5 separate regions of the Mus musculus genome follow, and regions 2, 3, 4 and 5 are each linked to region 1. The links are chromatin loops, found by intact Hi-C in ENCODE. Cell type or tissue: left cerebral cortex. All regions are shown on one strand. Region 1 holds the start of Zfand5 (zinc finger, AN1-type domain 5). Region 2 has its middle 32 kb from the start of Gm38486. Region 3 holds the start of Gda (guanine deaminase). Region 4 holds the start of 1110059E24Rik (RIKEN cDNA 1110059E24 gene). Region 5 has its middle 2.1 kb from the start of Gm32979.

Region 1 (4,000 bases):
ATCCTGATTTGAATTCTTTTTAAAACAGGAACTCACTATGTCACCCTGGCAGACCTGAAACTGGAAGCTGGAATTAAAGGTGTGTGTGTGTGTGTGTGTGTGTGTGCTACCACACCCTTCTAAAATAGTTACATTTTTAATGAAAACACAGGAAGCTGTAAACTGAAACTGGATGGTTTGGAACTCCCCATCTGGCTGCTGTACCCCTGGAGATTTACCTGTCTCTGCCTCCTGAGTGCTTAGATTAAAACTGTATACCAACCACTACAGCCATTTTTTTTTTTTTTCTTCCTAGTTTGGTTTTTCAAGACAAGGTTTCTGTGTAGCCCTGGCTGTCCTGGAACTAACTCTGCTACCACTGCCCGACCTGCTGCCTTCTTTTTTGAGACAGGGTTTCTAGGCAGCTTTGGCTGTCCTGGAACTTGCCCTGTAGACCAGGCTGGCCTTGAACTCAGAGATCCATTTGCCTCTGCCTCCTTAGTGCTGGGATTAAAGGTGCGTGTATGTGTCACCATTAGACTTAGAGCATGTGGGTTTTTTGTTTGTTTGTTTTGTTTTCTCGTTTCCTCCCAAAATATTGACATGGGGTTATTGGTCCTCTTTAATCTCTTGATCTCTCAATCTCTGTCTGTGATGTTCCATTCCTTAACAGACTCTGCTTGTGCCTTTACTAACTAGACGTAGGCAGGTCTCTGTGAGTTCAAGGCCAGCTTGGTCTAAAAGGCAAGTTCCAGGTCAGTCTGGGCCACACAAAGAGACCATCTCAAAACAAACCAAACTCTCTCTTTAATAAGCTTATCAGAACAGCTCCTAGTAGAGACGGCTGGAGCTGAGGCTTCTCTTTCTTTCTTAAAACTCTTGTCACACTGCATACAATTTTATCTGTTTGTTTATGTGTCAATATTACCATGTGGTCACCATAAATGCATTAATACATGTAGACAATATACTGATTTTAAATTACTCGGATTTGTATTACTTGTCAATTTTAACTTACACTATTGATAAGTTTTGTTAGCATCAACAGCTTGATTTTAAAATGACTTTGTTGTTTAAATTGGACAAGATAAATTATAAAGCTCTTCTTTTTAAAATGGAAGAATAAAAAGAGACAGACAATAAGGTATGCTCTATTTAAAAAAAATCTCTGAAGTTATTTTTATCCTCATAATTACGGTTTCCATTAGTCTCTAGCGCTTCAGGCAAGAGCATCCTTCATCATGACTGCCTTACCCTGACAAATGGACAGGGAGGGCATTTTTCTCAGTAAACTGCTGTGATAAATAAGGAGACCCTAAATGAAAAATAGATGACACTGAAATGGCTGGTAAATGGTAGCAGTTAGTTTTATTATTTACTAGTTTACAGAAATAAATCCCAAAGATCCTAGGACAAATGACCCAAACTAAGTCTGAAATACATTACTTGACCATAGCAATATAACCCCGAAATAGGTTTTTAAAATGTATTATGTACCGGTTAGTCCACTTGCTGTGCAGGGAGCAGTTAGATTTGGAGCATCAGGGCAGCACCCCTCCCCCACACTACTTCCACAATATCACAAATACAAAATCTAGAAATGAGGTTCGTGTGTCCCAGTCAAGGCCAACCCTAGGGTACCTTAGAGATAGGCCTAGGGTTTTTAAATACCCGAAATGAAGGACCCTAAGTGCATAAATGCCGTTAAGGTAGCCCTTCAAGGCCTACGGTTCTTAAATACCCGAAGTGAAGGACCCTAAGTGCATATTTGTAGCTAAGGTAGTAGCCCTTATGGATTTCGGCAGAGACATTTTGTGACCAGAACCCACGGAGAGACCAGCAGAAAGCTTCTTCTGTTCGTGCTCTGGGCAGGTACCCAGCACCTTGCCCTTGCCTGGGGTCCGGCTTGTTTGTCCCTCTTGCTCCATCTCATCAGGCTTGTCAGGGTTCTCCGTGCTTCACTGGAATAGTAAATTTCCAGGGGTTTCTATAGGCTGGCTTAACAGTTCAGAACGGCGGCGCGGGGCTGGGGCTGGTGGGCGGTCCTAGCTCAGAGCTGGCAGCGCACCGCGACCTTGGGCGGTGGCAGGCGGAGCTGCGGCGACACCCGGAACCCTGCCAGCCTCCTCCGGGCCGTGCCTTCCCGTCCCGCGGGGAGGGGACCCCGGCGGAGCTGGGGACGAAGCGTGAGAAACTGGGCTGGTGTGGGTGGCTGAGGGCGGACAATAGGGTTAAAAATAGAAGCGCTGCCTCCGTGGACCCGCCGCAGCAGCTCCACCCAGGGCCCCGCGGGCCGGAGGGTGACTGGGCGACGGTGACCGCAGCCTCCGGACTCGCCCCGCCCCCAAGTGCGGCCCCGCCCCCGGCTAGTGCCTGCAGGTCAGGGGCGGGGCCTCGTCCCGCGACGTCATCGCGCCGCGGGCGTGCCGACCGGGTTTTCGCTGACGCACAGGCCCCGCCCCCGCCGCCCTTTCCCTCAGATCCCGAGCGCCGGTCAGAGCCAGAGCGTCAGTCGTCGGGATCGCTGAGCGGTGTGCATCTGGTCAGGCGTCCGCTCGCTGCCCGGAGTCGCGCAGAGTCTCTGGCGAACGCGGAAGCCCGAAGAGCGCAGTCCTCGGGCCCCGTCGGCGCTCAGGCCTCTCCGCGCGCCTCCTCACTCGGCCGGGACGTCGCTGTGGAGGCGTGAGGTGCCGGCGGCCGGGCGCCTGGAGCGGCGCTAGCCCCGCGGCCTGCGGTTCTTCTCCTCCCCCGCCGCCCTCCCACCCGAGCTGCGGCGGGGCTCGGCCGCCTCGGCGCTTCTGCACGAACAAAGGAGGCCTCCGCGGCGCCAGCGCAGCTCCGCCTGCGCTCCGCTCCGCTCCGGCCCGCGGCGGCCGCTAGCCAGCCCTTCCCGGAGGCCTCAGCCCGGCCCACCGCCCGGCGTCGCGCGCCAGCTCGCTAGTGCATCCGGGCCCCCGCAGGGTAAGTGGCGCGAGCCGGGACGGCGCGGGGGCGGGAGCACGCCCGATCGGCGAGCACAAAGACGGGCCCGGCCGGGCCAGCGGGCTGGACGGGACAATGCCCGGCGTGCCGCGGCGCCGGGTGCCGGCCGGCCGACCGACCGACAGGATAGACAATGGCAGAGGCGGCTACTGCCGCGCCTGGCTCCCTGCACAGCCGAGTTGTTCCGGCGAGGGACCGTCGAGTGCATGACTCAGTGGTTTTTGGAGCAGGCCCTACCGGGCTTCCCGGAGCGCGGCCTGCGCTGCGAGGGGGGTGGGGGGCCTCTGGGTCCCGAACTCGGTCGAAATCGCTGGAACCGGGACTGACGGCTCTTCTCCCGGAGGGTTTTTAGTTTTTTCCAATGCGGTTAAGCTTCTCCCTCAAAATCCTTTGCATGGAAGCAAGTCGAGCGCCTCTCCCTTTGTTTCTTTCCTACGTGAACATTTGTGAAGTTGACATTTTGCTTGCTTTCCGTGCACTCCGTGTAGTTGTATTCTGAGGGAAGGTATTATAAGCTAACTGTCGATTGGAGCTGCCTAAGAATATTACCTGAGATAATTAGAAGAAAATAATATATAGGTCAGAGCCTCCTTTCTTAAAATCGGTATTTAGTAATCAAGGGAATAGTAAGATAGTAATTAATTTTATCTTATTTTGATTTTTTTAGGTGAGATTTCATTATTCAACTGCTGAAAATATTTCACTTTTACATTTCAAGTTTGTTTTTGAAGTGTCTCGCCCCAAAATAAGGGATTTCTTTTAGTTGTTCTAAATTGTTTTGTGGCTGGAACCGGTATTAAGTATGGAAAGAAGCTCTTAGAAAAAAAAAACTATTTGACTGTTTGGCAGAGGTGTCTGAAATCTGGAGACTAAGGACTTGCACAAGGTCAGGCTTAGTAGCACATTAGAGTTTAGAGTTCGGGTCTGACCTCGAGGTTAGGGAGTGATCTTGCCATTTTGAACCATTGCCATTTTGAACCATGGTATGCACCTGAAACAGCTATTCCATACTTTAAAAGAAAACTTCATTCATTTCAGA
Region 2 (4,000 bases), 290 kb after region 1:
GGCAGGTCTCAACAGTTGATCAATTGGAAGCCTCTAGAGAGTGTGGCATGCCTGTACCTAAAACAGTCCTTTCAGCAAATAAGAGACAGGCGTTTTACCTCCCAAAAGTTGGCTGTAAGGCTTCTAAACTTCCTGCTTTTAATCACTGAGAGAACCAGGGCTGAGTTCTCTGATGGTAACTCACGAGAATAAAGGCTCTATAGGGACAATTGACAGGAATGGGAACTTCAGATGGCCTTGTCAGTCATCAATGGGAGGAGAGGCCCTTTGTCCTCATGTAGGGGAATACCAGGGCCAGGAAGTGGTAGTGAGTGGGTTGGTGAGCAGGGGGATGGGGAGGGAGAGGAAGTTTTCAGAGGGGAAACCAGGAAAAGGGATAATATTTGAAATGTAAATAAAGAAAATATCTAATAAAAAATAAATAAAAAACAAAAATAATTAATTTTAAAAAAAAGAGTGAGAACTTCTGGGGGCAGGCCACACAAATGCCATTCCTAGAGAGATCCTGAGGGTAGGAGAAGCTGAACCTCTAGAGGAAGTTTGCTCACTCCTTAGTCTATGCTGGAAGTCTCCTGGAAACAGCACTCAGGCCTCGTGGAAAGAAGGAAAGACATGAGCCAAGATACAAAAGAAAGTGGAAGGTTGATAACTAGAAGCAAAGCCATAAAGGGGAACAGGATGCTAGCCGGCCCTTTTCCTGACTGCAGATCAGGTCTGCATGCTACACTGCTTCCTGCTTGAGCATCTTTCATCATCTTCACATCTCCACACCTAGTGTTAACCGCTCTGCCACTAAAGTGTTGCATACAGGGGATTGAAAATCTGGCTCAGCAGCTGAGTTCCTCCTGCACTGTAGAAGACCTGAGTTCAATTCCTAGCAATTCTCATATAGCAAGATTCACAGACATCTCTAAATCCAGCTCCAGAGACCATATGCCCACTCCTGGAAGCCACAGACATCTGGACTCATGTACAAATACTATACTATACTATACTACACTATACACGCGCACGCGCGCACACACACACACACAGAAAGAGAAAGAGAGAGAAAGAGAGAGAGAGAGAGAGAGAGAGAGAGAGAGAGAAATAGACAGACACAGAGAGACAGAGAAAGGCAGAGAGACAAAGACACTACACATATAATTAAAAAATAAACTTAAAAAAAAAAAGAAAAAAGAAAAGGCTGATGCTAAAATTCCTTCCCTGAGAGAGATGTGAAGGATCTCTACCCGTCCTCCTAAGGACCCAAAAACAAACTGGGGCACAACTACATCCCAAGTTTGCCAAGGATAACCCATATTATTAGGCTTCCTTACTTAGCAAAGGGTGAGGGGTTCTGGGCAACACATAAATGACCTTAAAGCAGCTACACTGGACAGTCTGCACCCAGTAGGAATGATGGTTTCCCCATAGCTAGGTAGACAGTCTCATCCCCTCACCATTCCCAACTAACATCCTCAAAGCCCTCTGCCAGGACCACAACCCATTAGGGAAGAACTGCACAGGACTGGTCGGGAGTGGCTGGATTCAGGTGAGGGACCCGTGTCCTTCTCCTCCTCATCCTTTTATGAAAGAAGGTAACGGTTAAGGGGCCCAGCAGAACTCCTGAGGATGGAGGGAGTTTGGGTCGGAGGATACTCCTGTGATACAAAAGGACTATCTATAACAGAATGCTCAGGCTGAACTGGAACTAGCAACTTTGGTACCATTTTCTAGTCGTGCGTCTGCTCAAGGAATTGGTCCTCCCTGCTGAGAACAACTGTCTACAAATCGCCTCTGCTCTCGGGCCTGTGATTTCAAACTTCATTTGTAACCAGGCATTGTGCGCATGCTTTGACTCCTTGCTTCCTGAGCTGGCTGGCTCTGCCACCTGGTGGTCAATCGTGGTAACTTCATGCCCCATCAAACTAGGGTACTCTTCTTTGAGCCCGGGGTAGTTTATTAGTGTATGCCATGCTGTCTTTGTGACAAATACATGAATCAAAGACTGTAAGAGCACCTGTGGAAATGATTTTAAGTCTGAGAAAATAGACAAAATGTAAATTTAAGCGGGGAGAGGAGCCTTGGGGGTCCCCAGTGAATGTACTTGGCATAGTAGGCTATGTAGCACTGAAGTTCATAGCTCTGAGTTCTGCATTCACTATTGCAGTTCACAGCTGTATTCTGTCCTAAACACACAACTGGCCATCTGTGTGAAGGAACCTAAGGGCTCTTCTTGGCATCAATTTTTTTAAAGATTTATTTATTTATTTTATGTATATGAGTACACTGTAGCTGTCTTCAGACACACCAGAAGAGGGCATCAGATCTCATTGCAGTTGGTTGTGAGCCACCATGTGGTTGCTGGGATTTGAACTCAGGATCTCTGGAAGAGCAGTCGGTGCTCTTAACCGCTGAGCCATCTCTCCAGCACCTCTTTTTGACATCATTATGACATGCAGTCTGCATTGTTATTCTGAAAAATATTTTATGAAATACATCCATCCATCCTAATTTTGGAATGGTAATGTATGTGAGTAGCCCCAGAACACAGAAGGCTGAGGCAGAAGGATTGTGAGTTCCAGGAAAGACAGCCTGAGTTACACGATGAGTCTGAAAAGATCCTGTGCTACATGTCTCAAAACAAAAAGAAAACCAAGACGGAAAGGAAAGGAAAGGAAAGGAGAGGAAAGGAAAGGAAAGGAAAGGAAAGGAAAGGAAAGGAAAGGAAAGGAAAGGAAAGGAAATCACCCATTCTAGTGTCTCATAGGCCACAAAGGCTGAGATATTAGTAGCTTCATCTGACAGTATAGAATAAATGACCAGATGTCACACCATGCATCTGTGGTGAGAGAAACTCTAATTTGTGTAGTAGGTTTAAAGATACATAATGATCTGAGTGGAGAGTTGGGTTCTAAGGCTTTTATTTATGGAGAAGCCATTTAAATGTTTGTAAGCTGCTGATAGATTGTATCACAGAGAGGTCACTGTCATGTCTGTCTTAGAGTTTCTATTGCTATGATAAGACACCATAACCAAAGGGCAACTTGGGGAGAAAATGGTTCATTTTATAGTTTCTCATCACAGTCCATCACTGAAGGGAACCAGGGCAGGAACTCAAAGCAGGGCAGGAAGCTGAAATCAGGAGCCATGCAGAAGCCATGGAAGGGGTGCTGCTTACTGGCTTGTTCCTCCTGACTTGCTCAGTTGGATTCTTGCTCACTAAGTGATATTGGGCAAAGTATACATTTTCAGCTGCCATGTAAGAAAGCTAATAATGTACTCCAGGGCTGTACTGGAAACACTCTGCACAGATCACCTGTGCGTGTTGTCTGCACAAAATATTACGGTGTTTGAAGTGTAGCTGTTAGTGTCCTTGACACTTGCTGATTGTGGAAGTTTCAAACCTCCAAAAGCTTCCAGGTTCTTGTCTGTAAACCTGGTTGTAAACTTTGATATTTTAAAACCTACTTTTAATAGGGATTTTCAAATGCTTTGACCACCACCACCCCCTACACGTATACACACCTTCTTGCCTACCATCAAAAGGTAGCAGAGAAAAGATGGTAAATAAAAAAGTGGATGTGCATCTGTTTAGAAGTAGTTCTTTGGGGGCAATTCCTATCTCTGTGTAGTAGCAGTCCAGTTCAGTAGTGTCTGAATTCCAAGTGTGACTCAGCAGCACAATCCAGCAGAAACAACCAGGCTTCCACTGAGTCACTGAGTTGGCACAAGTCACCAGGAGTGACCAGAACCAGCCAGCATGCCAGAAGTTCTCTGCTGTGCCTCTCTCTACAAAGTGAAGATCAGCAAAGCTGGGAGACCAATGAAGCTTTGCAAGGTTAGCTATGCGAGCACACAGTCACTGTCCATTGAGTCCAGTTTGTATTCTCTACAAACATCATGCGTTGCGTGTTGCTTTTGCTGCCCCACCTAAGCTCCAGGAACTGACTGCCCCCGCCCAGAGAATATTGGATTCGTAGATGAAACTCACAGACACACAGTTGTTCAATTTCAG
Region 3 (4,000 bases), 200 kb after region 1:
CAAGTATGCACTGACTCACTTCCAGAATATACTAGTTTTCAAGGACCTTAAAGTGTTTAGATAAATACGAAAATAACCAGTTTATCTTAGCAACCCTAAATGTCAAGCATGCCCTATTTAACATGTGGGAAATCAAATACTGAAATACATCCATCATGCTCTCCCTAAGCCCAGGGAAGGGGTAACTTACTGTCTTACACTCAGAAGGAGAGCAACAGCTAACAATCCAATGACAAAGGAGAGTTTCAGCTGTATATCTTGACTAGCCAACCTCTGTGGCTAATTTCTGGTTAATTTTGTCTCATGTGGGAAGGGCACACTCTGCAAACCGAGAGTCTCAGCACGCTCCCAGAGGAGTAGGCTCTCTGACTCAACCACTAATTGCATGTTCAGGACACACTTATTCTTCAGTATAAACTCAAGGAAAGATTAATTTTATGATAACTTACTTCCTTTTCTTACTTATTTCCATCATGCCCCCCAAATATACTGTTGCATCCATTACTTATTAGAATTGAGGGAATAGGAGATTAATTCCAAAAAGAAAGCTATGAGCTGAAAAGCTTCTATGGCCAAACTAGCATCTCCTCTCTCTCACCAGCCTCTCAGGCTCTGTATTCGGTTTCCTGGGACTTACACAGGGAGGAGTTAGTTCACTGAAGCTGAGGATCACAGCCCAAAGCGTGGAGTGGATATGTATGCAGGTCTCCAGGTTTACTGAAGTCTCTCCGTTAGGTGAGCTCTGAGAATGTTATCACCTTGGAAACGCAACATCCTGCTTCCCAATGTACCAACAACAACAACAGCAAAAAAAAAAAAAAATCAAGTCCCACAAGAAAACAAGATTGGGAGCCTGTGTGGTGGCTCAGCATGTAAAAAGTACTTGTCACCAAGGTGCTTGTCACCAAGCCTGAGGACCTGGATTCAGTTCCTGGAATCCATGGGGATTAAGGAGAGAACCAACAAAGAGAACACGTTGCTCTCTGACCACACATGCTACTTTGAGTATGTACACACACACACACATTTTTAAAAATCTTTAAGAATATCAGGTTTGGTTACTCCCAAATCTAAGTCATAATTCAGCATGGTCAATGACAGCATCTTCAACTTGGCAGACCACAGACTGGTATACTTTGAGAAACAATTAAAAATCCCATTCTGCCCCCAAAATGAAATGACTTCACTTATCAAACTGGCCAGGATGTTACTAATGTACACTGTCACCATCTGGGTGGACAAAGAAGTGCCAGGTATCAAAGGACACTTGTGGAAATCTAATTGTAGGGGGAGGGTATAAAAGCTATAATCATAGAAGGCATTTTGAACCTTAAAATGAAACCGTTTGTTTTGATTCAAATGGCTGTGTTGTGTGTGTGTGTGTGTGTGTGTGTGTGAGAGAGAGAGAGAGAGAGAGAGAGAGAGAGAGAGAGACAGAGAGACAGAGAAGACAGAGACAGAGACAGATTTTCCAGTTCTGTCCCTTCCAAGATTAAACTTGTGTAACATGTAGTGTTAATGCATTGTTTGATGAAAGAGCCTGCGAATGAGACCAGATGTTTTTGCTTATTCTACCTGATAAATTCAGCAGACAACACTAATCAACTGATCCCCACGCCACCCTGGTCAGCTCTGTCTCAAGAAATTCAACCACCTTTTCTAGGGATGCCTACAGTGCGGTGCGAGTACTGTTCCAGGCTTCTGGGATGTCATTCCGCCCTAGCCAGGTTACAAACCTAGTGATCAGTCAGTCTGCCTTCTCTAGAAGCCAAACGCTAAAGTTCAACTCTGGAGCCACCGTGCTCGCTCTACAGGAGCGAACCCTGAACGCGCAGTGCCTCGCCAGGGTCCCTCCACCTGTCCGCGGTGCGCGGGACCCGGTGCCCACTCACTTTGCCGCTGTCGCTCACGCCGAGGAGGTGATCGCGAAGCACCTCCATGGGGCAGGTCCAGGTGGAGTGGACGAAAGTCCCTCGGAAGACGAGCGCCAGCGGCGGCGTCCGAGCCGCACACATGGCTGCAGCAGGGCAGCGCGAGTTCACTGGCCAAGGAGGGCGCACCGGGCGGGCGCAGAGCGGTTCCTGCGGCTGCGGAGCGGGAGCTGCTGGCTCTTGGGGCTCGTTCTGCCCCCGCTTCCCCAGGCGATCGCCTGCCCCCTGCAGGCCGCGCCCAGGGGCTGGCTCCCTGCCTCCTGGATGCCAATAGGATTTTTCTCCTCTGAGTTGGCTCCAGCTCCCTTGGGGTGTGGCTTTCCTCCCCACCCCTGCGTTGGTTTTGGATGTGTTAACTCCTTGAGTTATCGAAATCAAGCCACTCTGACTTGCTTTCGTTGTGCACCTACACTGTCTTCTCTGAGCCTTCTATACTCCTAGGACCGTTCATCCCCTCAACTTGAGCACCAGAATTCTGAACTTGCATAAACGTGGTGACAGGTGAAAGGTCACTTTGAGCTGTACACCTTGTGGCCAGTTTCCTTTCCTGAGATTGAAGGATGCATACTATGTGTTCATTGTTTGCTGGGGTTCTGGAAGCTTGACTTATGTGGAACTTTACAGGGATCTCCAGCACCAAGGGTTAATCTAGATCTCAAAGTCCCTCTCTTCCACCGAGGTCAATATTTTAGTCCTTTTGCCCATCCACATACAATACCACGACTAACTTGTCTTGTGTCTGAGGAAACTAATTTTATTTATTCAGTTGTAAAAGAGGAGAAAATGAAGTTCCCAGCAGCTGAAGTACAAGGGTAGAAATCTAAAGACCACCTGCAAGCTACCAAACAGTCTGAGGTCTTCCATTCCTTTCATGAAATCAGAACCTGGGCCAAGTCACTACAAAACCTGTCCAGGTTCCCTCCCCCCACAACAGCCTCCAGCTCCTCGAGTTAGGTCCTGCAGGCAGGACTTTCTGGTTACCTTCAAAGTGTGGATCCCAGGTTTCCTCTGCTGCTCCCCACAGCAATGGGCTTGCTCTGAATCTAAATGGGGCAGCCTCTCTTCATTGCTTTGCCTTAAGTTGTAACTCCATGCAGTAACTGCCCCTGCCCAAGAGCTAACTTCCCCCTATCCAGAAGTTCCCGTCCCAGGAATCCATCCTTTTCCTTCACTGGTCATATCCATCCTTAAGAGTGTCATTTTCTCCCATATGTTTATTACCATTTCTTTTTAATGTTAATATTTTATTCCTTTGATCATTTTTTACAATGTATTTTGATCATATTTACTCACTACCCCCACTCTTCCTACTAAATTCCCTCCAGATTGTGTCTTCTATATGCAGGAAAACTGCACCATGTGATCTCAATAACATAGTAGCCTACACGAGGCTACACCTGAGCACTAACATTAGCTGACAATCAAGCTTGGTATCGGGAAATCCCACAAGACCTCTCCAGATGAAGTGCTACAGGCAATTAATGAGGGCTGAGAAGGCGAGTCAGTCTTTGTCAGGGATGAGCCCTGTAATTAGATATCTAGTACCGAATGGTCACATCTATAAACATATCCTTATGAACAATACCAAATGGACTTAAGTTGCATTTACATTTTTATGTATGTTTACAGGTAGTACATTGTGAGAATTTAAAGACGTAGATTGTCAGCAATGACTACCACCCTTAGAAAATATTTGGAAAAATAAAGTTGCTAGTGAAGCTAGGTTGAGGTGTTTTTACTACTGGCTCTGATGAAAAAGGAAAGAAAAGGAAAAACAAAACAAAAAAACCTTAGAAGACAATATGAAGTTCAGAAAGGCACACTTTTATTAGTTAAGCTAGGGACCTTGTAAGGTCAGGGAACAAGAACTATGGCAGCACTGGCTGACGTGACTCTCACTGCAGCTGGACTGGTGATGGTTGATTTCTTATACTCATTTTGTCCTCAGCTTCCTGATATGATAGATTAAGAATTGCTGATGAGAGTGAGTTCCAGGAGGACCAGCACTACATAGTAAGACCTTGTTTCAAATAAATAAATAAATAAATAAATAAATAAAAATTTTTGTT
Region 4 (4,000 bases), 380 kb after region 1:
CTGAGGGCCCTGCTTAAACTATTTTTTTTTATTCTTCACTGAACTGCCTTTCCCTTTAGCAACTTCTATTGAAATTTGTAATTACAGATCCATCTGCTGACTGACTGTCCATATTACTCAGACAATTACAAGCTCCGTAAAGGCAGAATCAATAGTTTTGAACACTGTCTACCAGGGGTCTAGAACCCTGCACGTGAAAGGTATTTATTAAATATCTGAGAAACAATGAAAGAGAAAGACAGAGTACAAGTTACTATGGATTGCCTTTTTAATGTTTTAAACGTAATCACCTGCTGACCACCTGTTATGTCCCAGACTAGTTACTCTTCTGTTAGCTTCCGAATAATCCTATCAGATTTCTTATCTGAGGCTAAAGGTCACAGAAATTACTAAATTACTTCAAGGAACAAACTTAGGAAATTTGAGCTCTTGTTTCTGTAAATATTAACTTTATCTGATGTAAGCTGGCCTCCAGGACGACTAAAGGCCTTTATCCGCTCCCCATTCAGTTATGGGGAAGGGGATCGCTATTCACAGAATCACTAGTCATACATATCTCAAGTAACAAACAGTCTGAGTTTTCTTCCACTTTACACAGGTCCTGCTAAGTTAATTGTATAGACAGCAAGCAACCATTTTTACACAAGCCAAAACGTTTGCTCCAACACAAAACTGAAATAACATCTTGTTGATAAGGACAGTGACGCTAAGATCGTACTCCCTACAAACTTATGGGTTTGGGAGTTCTCGGAAAAACAGTCGCTGCAAAGAGACACTCGGACGAGTGCCTTCATTTCATTTTCTTATTGCGGGGGCGTGATCCAGGTGGGAGCATCCAAGGCGTCAATCGCCCCATCGGTACCTTAGGTTGGATGAATTTAAGCTGCCCTATCCAGTCTCGGCGCCACTACTGAGATGTGCTGACCATCAGATAGATTCACGGAACAGAGCCAAGCCAAAGAAAGGGCGTGGGAAGAATATTTGAGACACGATTGCACTGCAGCCAAGACTAACTGGGCTGCAGTCCACGCTCGCCAACTCCTCTCCTTTCCTCTCTCTGTCCCCTTTCCTCTCTCTGTCACTTTTTTTTCCCCTGGGATGGCAGTCAGAACAACAGGCAAGGGCCTACCTTGGTCTGAACACTCTTATCAAACTTGTCATTTTTGAAGGTGAACGTATTCTGGTGCTTCTGAGGCCGGGACCGAGTCACGTTGCCTTTCTGGGAACTCATCACCAAAATCTCAAGCACTGTAAATCGGTGCAGCCTTTAAGTTACAGGAAAGAGTAAAGACGTTCCCGCCCCAGATTGAGACTAAGGACAGTGACCCGGAAGAAGTTCTTCTACTCTTTCCGTCCCAGCCCCAGGTCGGCCCACGTGACTCATTAGGGAGGTCACGCTCGGCTCTGCCTTGCCGCACATCCTCGACTACCGGCTTCACGGAAAGCCTTCCTCGGACCCAAGGTGCAAGTCCGGCTTTCTTCGAATCTAGAACTCCCCCATTGGCTCGAACGCGGCTGTCCATCACGGCGGAGGGACGGAGATTCCCCGTTCCTATTGGCTCTTCTTTTCCGCAATCCCCGCCTCCTGCCGAACGCTCCCAACCTGTCTCCCGGCTCCGTAGCGTAGCGACTCCGCTGCGCAGTTTGTGATTGGTGGAAGGTGGGCGAGGCCGGTGCCCTGATCGCCTGCAGCCCGGAGCCCGGGTCAGCTTCGGCGCCCTCCTCCAGTCACTGAGCAGCTCGAACCGGGCCGCTCGCCCCCCCGCCCCCCGCCGCCCTCCCAGCTCCCGCCCGCCGCGGCCGCGCGCTCCGCCGCCTGGCGGCCTTCGGAGGTGCCAAGGAAGGCGGGCTGCGGAGAAGGCAGCACCGGCCCTGCGCTGCGGACGGCGACCACGGCCGCGCGGGACCTCGGGCCGGAGAGCCCCGGCGGCGGCCGCCCCTCGCGGCGGAGCCGTTAGTCAGCAGAACGCGAACGCGCGTGGAGGGGCCCCACGAAGCGCGCCCGGGCACCGCAGCTCTCTTTCGCGTCCTCGCCGGGCCGGGCCGCGGGCGCAGAGTCGGCGGGCGGCGCCCCGCGGAGGACAGCGCGTTGGCGGCCGCGGCCGCCCAGCTGCAGGTGCGTGGGGCTGGGCTGCTGGGCCGTCGGGGGGTCGCCGCTCTGAGCTGGGGACCAGGCCGGGTGGCTTCGGAGCGGAGCTACCGAGCGGAGAGCCGTGCGTCCCGGGCCTCCTCGCCCGCAGGGAGGACCGCAAGATGGGGTCGGGCCGCCGCTCCCCTCCCTGGATCTGGGCCACTTCGGGCCCTCGCTCTCGGCTCGGTGTCCGGGTCCCGCCAGCCTCGATTTTAGATGGAGTCCGCCCGGAGCTTGAGCTGGGTATCCCGCTCCGCTTGTCGCGGGAGCTGCTTTCCATGGCTTGAACTTGTATCATCTCTGATTGAGAACTCAAGGAGGGAGAGGTTGGATTTGAATTGAAAGTTGGAGAGTTCTGTTTGAAATTGTATTTAATATTAAACCAGGAAAGTTGTGTCAAATTATAGTGTGTGGAGGACGTTCGGAGAGTTTAACCTCCCTCCGCTTCTGTTGAAAGAAAGAAAGAAAGAAAGAAAGAAAGAAAGAAAGAAAGAAAGAAAGAAAGAAAGAAAGAAAGAGAGAGAGAGAAAGAAGAAAACGTTCAGAGCCTTAATCTTGGTGATTTTTCTGTCAAAAGCAGGATATTTAGTTTCATCAGTGCTGCTCTGATTTAAGGCAATGTGAAGCAGATTTGGTAAGGATTAGAATAACGGGGCCCCGCGGAAAGGGTGACCTTTAATTTTTTTCTGATAGTTTATGAAAGGTATTCCATTCCTTGTGCAGTATATACTGCTTGATCCCTAGGATTTACATTTTTCAAACCTTCAGCGTATAAAGAGAATTTTGGACATCTTGGGGCAGTACCTAAAACTACTAAGTCTTGAGTAGAATTAATTAGGTGCGGTTTGTGATTGACATATTTGTTTACATTAACGGGGATTTTCAATCAACACTTATTTTAGAGAATGTGTGTCCATATACTTGGCGCATGGATTCAGTTGGGTAATAAATCTACTCGTAGCCAATGCAGTATTTTGAATATCACCATTGTTATCGGTGCCGGTGTCTTACCAATGGAAAACGGAGAAGGCGAAGGTGTTGGAAGTTGAAAATGGATACAATATCTGCTATGCCTTCGTTACTGTTTCAGATCTTGGAGGAAATTAGTAGCGCCTTCACCGTATTTTGACCTCTCTCTCTTCTCCTACTCTAGTATTAATAAGGTTAATTGGCAAGGATAGGATTAGATTTTCAGTAGGCTAGGAAGCTTTAAATTTGTCCCTTGGTGTACAATACACTGGTTAATAAGTGGTTTGTTTACTTGAGTACCATCGCTCATTTTGCATTGTGATAAAACGACAGCTGAAAAAGCAGGCTCTTGCCCACCCCAACGCATAGACTTACCGTAAAGTACTGGGACAAGATAATGTTTTAGTAGCTTAATAAACTCAGTAGTCCACAGTCTATCACTGAATTGATCTACAACCCCAGGCATGCGGTTCTTGGCTGAATCCGTGTCCACATTCATAATCCAGAACTATTAAAATGTGCCACTTGTTGCTCTTGCAGAGGACCTCTGTTCCCTTCGTAGGACCCACATGGTGGTTCATAACCATTGCTAACTCCTGTTCCAGGGCACCTGACACCCTCATTCATCTGATCTCCATGGACACCAGGTCTGGTGCATATAATATGCATGGAGACAAAACATTCATACATATAAAACAAAATCTAAATCTCTCATTTAAAATTGTCCCACCGGCTGAGTTTTTAGAGGTGCTTATTAATTGATAAACGTGTTTGCGTGTGTCAGTATTGGTGTGTAGCAGTGTCCACAAGGAAATTTAGGTTTCCTGACTTTGTTGGTTTATTTCACTGCCACTCTAAAGTGATTTCTCTTGTAAGTCTCAAAATAATGTCTCCCTTTCC
Region 5 (4,000 bases), 140 kb before region 1:
CGCAATGCAGGCAGCTCATCCAACACCCTCTTCTGGCCTCTATAGGCACCTGCGTGCATGTGGTAAGCATAAATTCACATAGGCACATAAAGAAATCCCCTCCTTGGTCATGGTATTGTATCACAGCAATTGAAAGGTCCCTAACACAGTATAAATACCTCCAACCTCCATGAGTTCTAAAAGACACAGAGAGCCTCCCAATAAAATATTCAAGACATATGGGACACAATTAAAATTAAAAAAAAAAAACCCAACCACATAGCATATGAAGGACATAAAACACAACACACATGGGAAAAGCTATCAGCAAACATCAACAATGAGATGAGATAGACGCTGAAGTGATCTGACAAAGCTTTTAAACCCTGGGGAAACCCTAGCTTTAACCACTGTGAACTGTATGCTTATTATTCAGTACAGAGATCTGTTCATAGAAAGTGTTAAAGTGAGATGGGCGGTGGTGGCACATGCCTGTAATCCCAGCACTTGGGAGGCAGAGGCAGGCAGATTGATGAGTTCGCAGCCAGCCTGGTCTACGGAGTGAGTTCCAGGACAGCTGGGGCTACACAGAGAAACCCTGTCTTGAAAGAAAGAAAAGGAGAGGAGAGGGGAGGGGAGGGGAAGGGAGGGGAGGGGAGGGGAGGGGAGGGGAGGGGAGGGGAGGGGAGGGGAGGGGAGGAGAGGAGAGGAGAGGAGAGGAGAGGAGAGGAGAGGAGAGGAGAGGAAGAAAACTGAGAAGTGAGAATACTATCTGGGGGTGGGGAGGAGCGGTGTTTCTTGCTACATAACTAACTATGCTGAACAGACTTTACTTTAGCGAGGTAAGAGAGAAAATCTGAGAAGAAGGGTTTGCTTTGGCTCCCAGTTTTAGAAGTTTTGGTTCATGGCTGGTTGGTTCAGGCCCCAGGCAAGACAACACACCACATATGGGAAAGTGTGGCAGAGGAACCTTCTAACCTCCTGTTTCGTTGGCTGAACTACAGAGTCTGGTGTCCCATAATTCCTTCAACAGCATTCCCTCAATGACCTAGTACCACCCCTTCTTCCCCCACACGGGTCCATCTCTTATAGACACACACCATCTTTCAATAGTGCCAAGCTACGGACCCGGCCTTTAACACTTAAGGCTTTGGAGGACACTCTTGTTCCAGATATAGTAAATTAAAACAATAGGAAAGCACACTGCCTGCTGTGGGAGAGCAGTAACAAGACAACATGGGGAAATCCTTGTCTCTTAATACTCTTCCAAACCAGACTGCATTCCAAACAGTAAGCATGAGACACATGCTACTCCAAACATGAAGAAAAGGACTGAAAAAAGAAAATTGTTGGTCTAGCAAGATGACTCGGGGTAAAGGTGCCGGTTGCCAAACCTGACAACCTGAGTTTGATCCCTGGGGCTCCGGAGTTGAAACTCCCATAGCAGTCTTCTGACCTTCACACATATGCTAATGGCACATGTGCACTCTCATCAATATGTACACATGCACGTGTAAGTAAAAAATGTAGTTTTAAAAAATTTGCAGCAAAAAAGAAAAGTCACACACAGAAAAAAAAAAGTACTATGAAGTTTTTATAAAGAAATGCCCCCAAGAAGCTCTTCGCATGCTAATTGGGCCTCTTGAATAGATGAATAATTCAAAAATAAATCTTAGGGGCCAGAGGTTCAGAGAAAGAGGTGCTGGCTTACCTTCAGGCTCCACCCATCACCTGTCAATCTTCCCACCTTATTCTCTCCTGTACATTGGAGAGGGGAGTATGATGAAAAAATATGTTTCCTTTAGTTAGGAATGACATACGAGTTTTTTTTTTTGTCTGATTCCTATTTAGATGCATCTAAGATGGACTGGACAGCTCTCCTGAGGGTGTCTGGGATTGGATTACCATTTCCAGGTTTTCCTGAGCAAGAAATATAGGCTATTTCTGTTGGATAAAGCTCTCAGTGGCCTTTGTCACGTCAAGAAGGAGCATATGGGTACCTGAGGCAACCTTAGCAGAGCAAGGCTGGATGCTTCCTTAAAATAACCAAGGACTGCGAAGGGAACTGCTCTGTAACATACGGAGTTTACTTAATAGAGACAAAATAAACTTCCTTTGTGGGATTAAAGAGCAAGAAAAGAGCCGTAGAAATGAGCCCATTTTTGTCACTTGTCCCTAGAGCTAGAATTTCTCAGGGCAGACATGGGTAACCATCTGCCAGCTCAGGGAGCCAACAGCACCTAGCCAAGTGACAGTAATCCTGTCCCTTCCCATCCTCTCCCCTCCTCTGCATTTACTCCTAGGAAAGGTGAGGAGAGAGGGAGTAGGAGGAAGAGACCCACTGGCCTCCTTTCTCTCTGTAGGCTTCAGACTGAAGCAGGACAAGATTAGCTAAAGGAAAGTCCGTGGTAAATACTATTTGGCATTTTATCCTGGCAAAGCCCTGGAGACTGTCAAGAAGGCATTGAGACTGCCTGTGACTTAGTACCTTTTATTTGACTGAAAACACAAAAACAAAAACGAGTCATGGACAGCCTCAGATGCTCACTCATCCAGGGTTGGGGGGAGGGGAGAAATGATCTCCCAGAATGGAAGGAGGGGTAGGAGCCATGAACAAAGCTGCACCTGGCCAAGTGCTCCCACTGAGCCCCATATGTGTGCCACACACACACACACACACACAGGAACACTTGCTATTTTCTCTTCTCAAAAAAAGCTTTGAATAGCAGGCGACTGCTGAAAGTTGTTATTTTAAAAGACAAACTGTGGGTGCAGCCTGTCGACAAGTGGCAGCGTGAGAGGACTCAGTGTAGATGCTGAGGTCAGAAATTTCATTGAAGAGTCCCGAGAACAGTTTTAGGAGGGGGTGTTTGGATCTCCCTGGTGGTGCCAGTCCTTCTGCCCCTTTGAATTTCAGGGATTTCTTCGAACATTGGAAGCACGAGTGGCCACCCTGTGTGGTGCCTCATGCCTCAGTGCTTATGTTTCTGTAAGCTGTCAGTCATGTGAAATCCTTAGACACATCAACTGGTCCCGCTTGGCAATAAAATTGAGTGTGGGTAGAGAGATTATGCTATGCACCTGTGGCCTTGCCATTTTAATAAAACCCAAGGTGGTCTCCGTTTTCCCTGTACACCCTCTCACCACATTATGCAATTTAAATTTTGTATAAGGAAAACTTAAAATAAAAGGCGCTTTACATCAAGACTTGCCCTTAAGATTCCGTCACTTTATTGGCCCTATGAAATTCTGCATCTTCATATTAAGTCACACTATGGTTAATGGTGACTTAAGCAGAAGTCCGTCAGAAAAATGAAGCTTCCTGAAACCATATAGCCCAGGGGAGTCTTATAAATAGTTGTATATAGAAAGCAAACATTGTTTAAACAAAACAAAACAAACAAACAAAAGCCGGAGGATTATAACAGTAGAATACAGGGAGCAAACATCCTCATTTCCTCCAATGATATCTTTCTAGGTTTGTAACCAGAATTCCTTTCTTCCCAACTCCCGTGCCCCTGGATTTTCTCTAGAACCTTGTGGAGATAGACAGGGCATCCTTCTTAGCTTCTGCTGAGCTGCCCTCAAGCTTCCATAGTTACCCCGCAGATGTGGAGGTCCCTCCTTTCTTCAGTTGACTGTCAGTGACAAGAGGTGTTTAAACAGCAATCACTTCAGTGCTGGGAAGATTGCTGCTGGTTCAATTCCCACTGTTTTCTGAGTGTTTAATGCCTATTCAGTATTGTGCATTTGCCCAAAATCTTCTGAGCCTTAAGCCAGTAGTACCAGAAGACAGCAGATTGTCTGAGCCTCAGGGGGGATTTTTGCCCAGTTTGTTCTTTGGTGATTATTGTCATAGCAGAACTGGATCACTTGCTGAAGAAGATATCTTGGGGAAAAATTATAATAATGTTTCAAAATATGAGAAGCCTAATGTTTGTAGAAACTGTAGATGTATAAATAGGTTATGCATTTGAACAAGGAGGAATTACAATAGATCAGGGCTTAGAAACAAATAAAT

What was found. Peaks named below come from ENCODE experiments on the same cell type or tissue, not always from the same donor. Only the 100,000 strongest peaks of a DNase experiment are listed, where the experiment ranks them.
Region 2: it touches region 1 in a loop (2.2-fold over the local background); 7 of 42 quality-filtered maps call a loop at or near these places.
Region 3: a loop joins it to region 1, with 2.0 times the contacts of the local background. A loop is called at or near these places in 4 of 42 quality-filtered maps.
Region 4: it touches region 1 in a loop (10-fold over the local background); 10 of 42 quality-filtered maps call a loop at or near these places.
Region 5: it touches region 1 in a loop (2.1-fold over the local background); 9 of 42 quality-filtered maps call a loop at or near these places.

Annotation. Positions count from the first base shown.
Region 1 is chr19:21,269,803-21,273,802 of GRCm38, forward strand. It overlaps Zfand5 (zinc finger, AN1-type domain 5), which reads left to right and starts at 2,476. Exons shown (of 6, transcript NM_009551.5): 1 at 2,476-2,940. LOC115489044 reads left to right here and starts at 1,656. Exons shown (of 2, transcript XM_030251153.1): 1 at 1,656-1,688; 2 at 1,973-2,940. The coding sequence starts at 1,656. The coding sequence ends at 2,665. In left cerebral cortex, CTCF peaks have their summits at 2,050 and 2,653; DNase peaks (open chromatin) are centred at 1,584, 2,380, 2,911 and 3,145; H3K4me3 peaks cover 2,609 bases; H3K27ac peaks cover 2,611 bases.
Region 2 is chr19:21,562,462-21,566,461 of GRCm38, forward strand. No RefSeq gene overlaps it. Among named protein-coding and RNA genes, the nearest start is that of Gm38486, 32 kb to the right of the region's middle. In left cerebral cortex, a CTCF peak has its summit at 1,879 (motif pointing left); a DNase peak (open chromatin) is centred at 1,850.
Region 3 is chr19:21,470,476-21,474,475 of GRCm38, forward strand. It overlaps Gda (guanine deaminase), which reads right to left and starts at 2,186. Exons shown (of 14, transcript NM_010266.2): 1 at 1,893-2,186. The coding sequence starts at 2,015. In left cerebral cortex, a CTCF peak has its summit at 2,169 (motif pointing left); DNase peaks (open chromatin) are centred at 268, 732 and 2,180; H3K4me3 peaks cover 2,511 bases; H3K27ac peaks cover 2,056 bases.
Region 4 is chr19:21,651,478-21,655,477 of GRCm38, forward strand. 1110059E24Rik (RIKEN cDNA 1110059E24 gene) reads right to left here and starts at 1,314. Exons shown (of 4, transcript NM_025423.2): 1 at 1,130-1,314. The coding sequence starts at 1,231. Abhd17b (abhydrolase domain containing 17B) reads left to right here and starts at 1,832. Exons shown (of 4, transcript NM_146096.3): 1 at 1,832-2,116. In left cerebral cortex, a CTCF peak has its summit at 1,827; DNase peaks (open chromatin) are centred at 1,047, 1,520 and 2,221; H3K4me3 peaks cover 3,721 bases; H3K27ac peaks cover 3,127 bases.
Region 5 is chr19:21,133,216-21,137,215 of GRCm38, forward strand. No RefSeq gene overlaps it. Among named protein-coding and RNA genes, the nearest start is that of Gm32979, 2.1 kb to the right of the region's middle. In left cerebral cortex, no CTCF peak of the experiment used is centred here; DNase peaks (open chromatin) are centred at 2,215 and 2,666.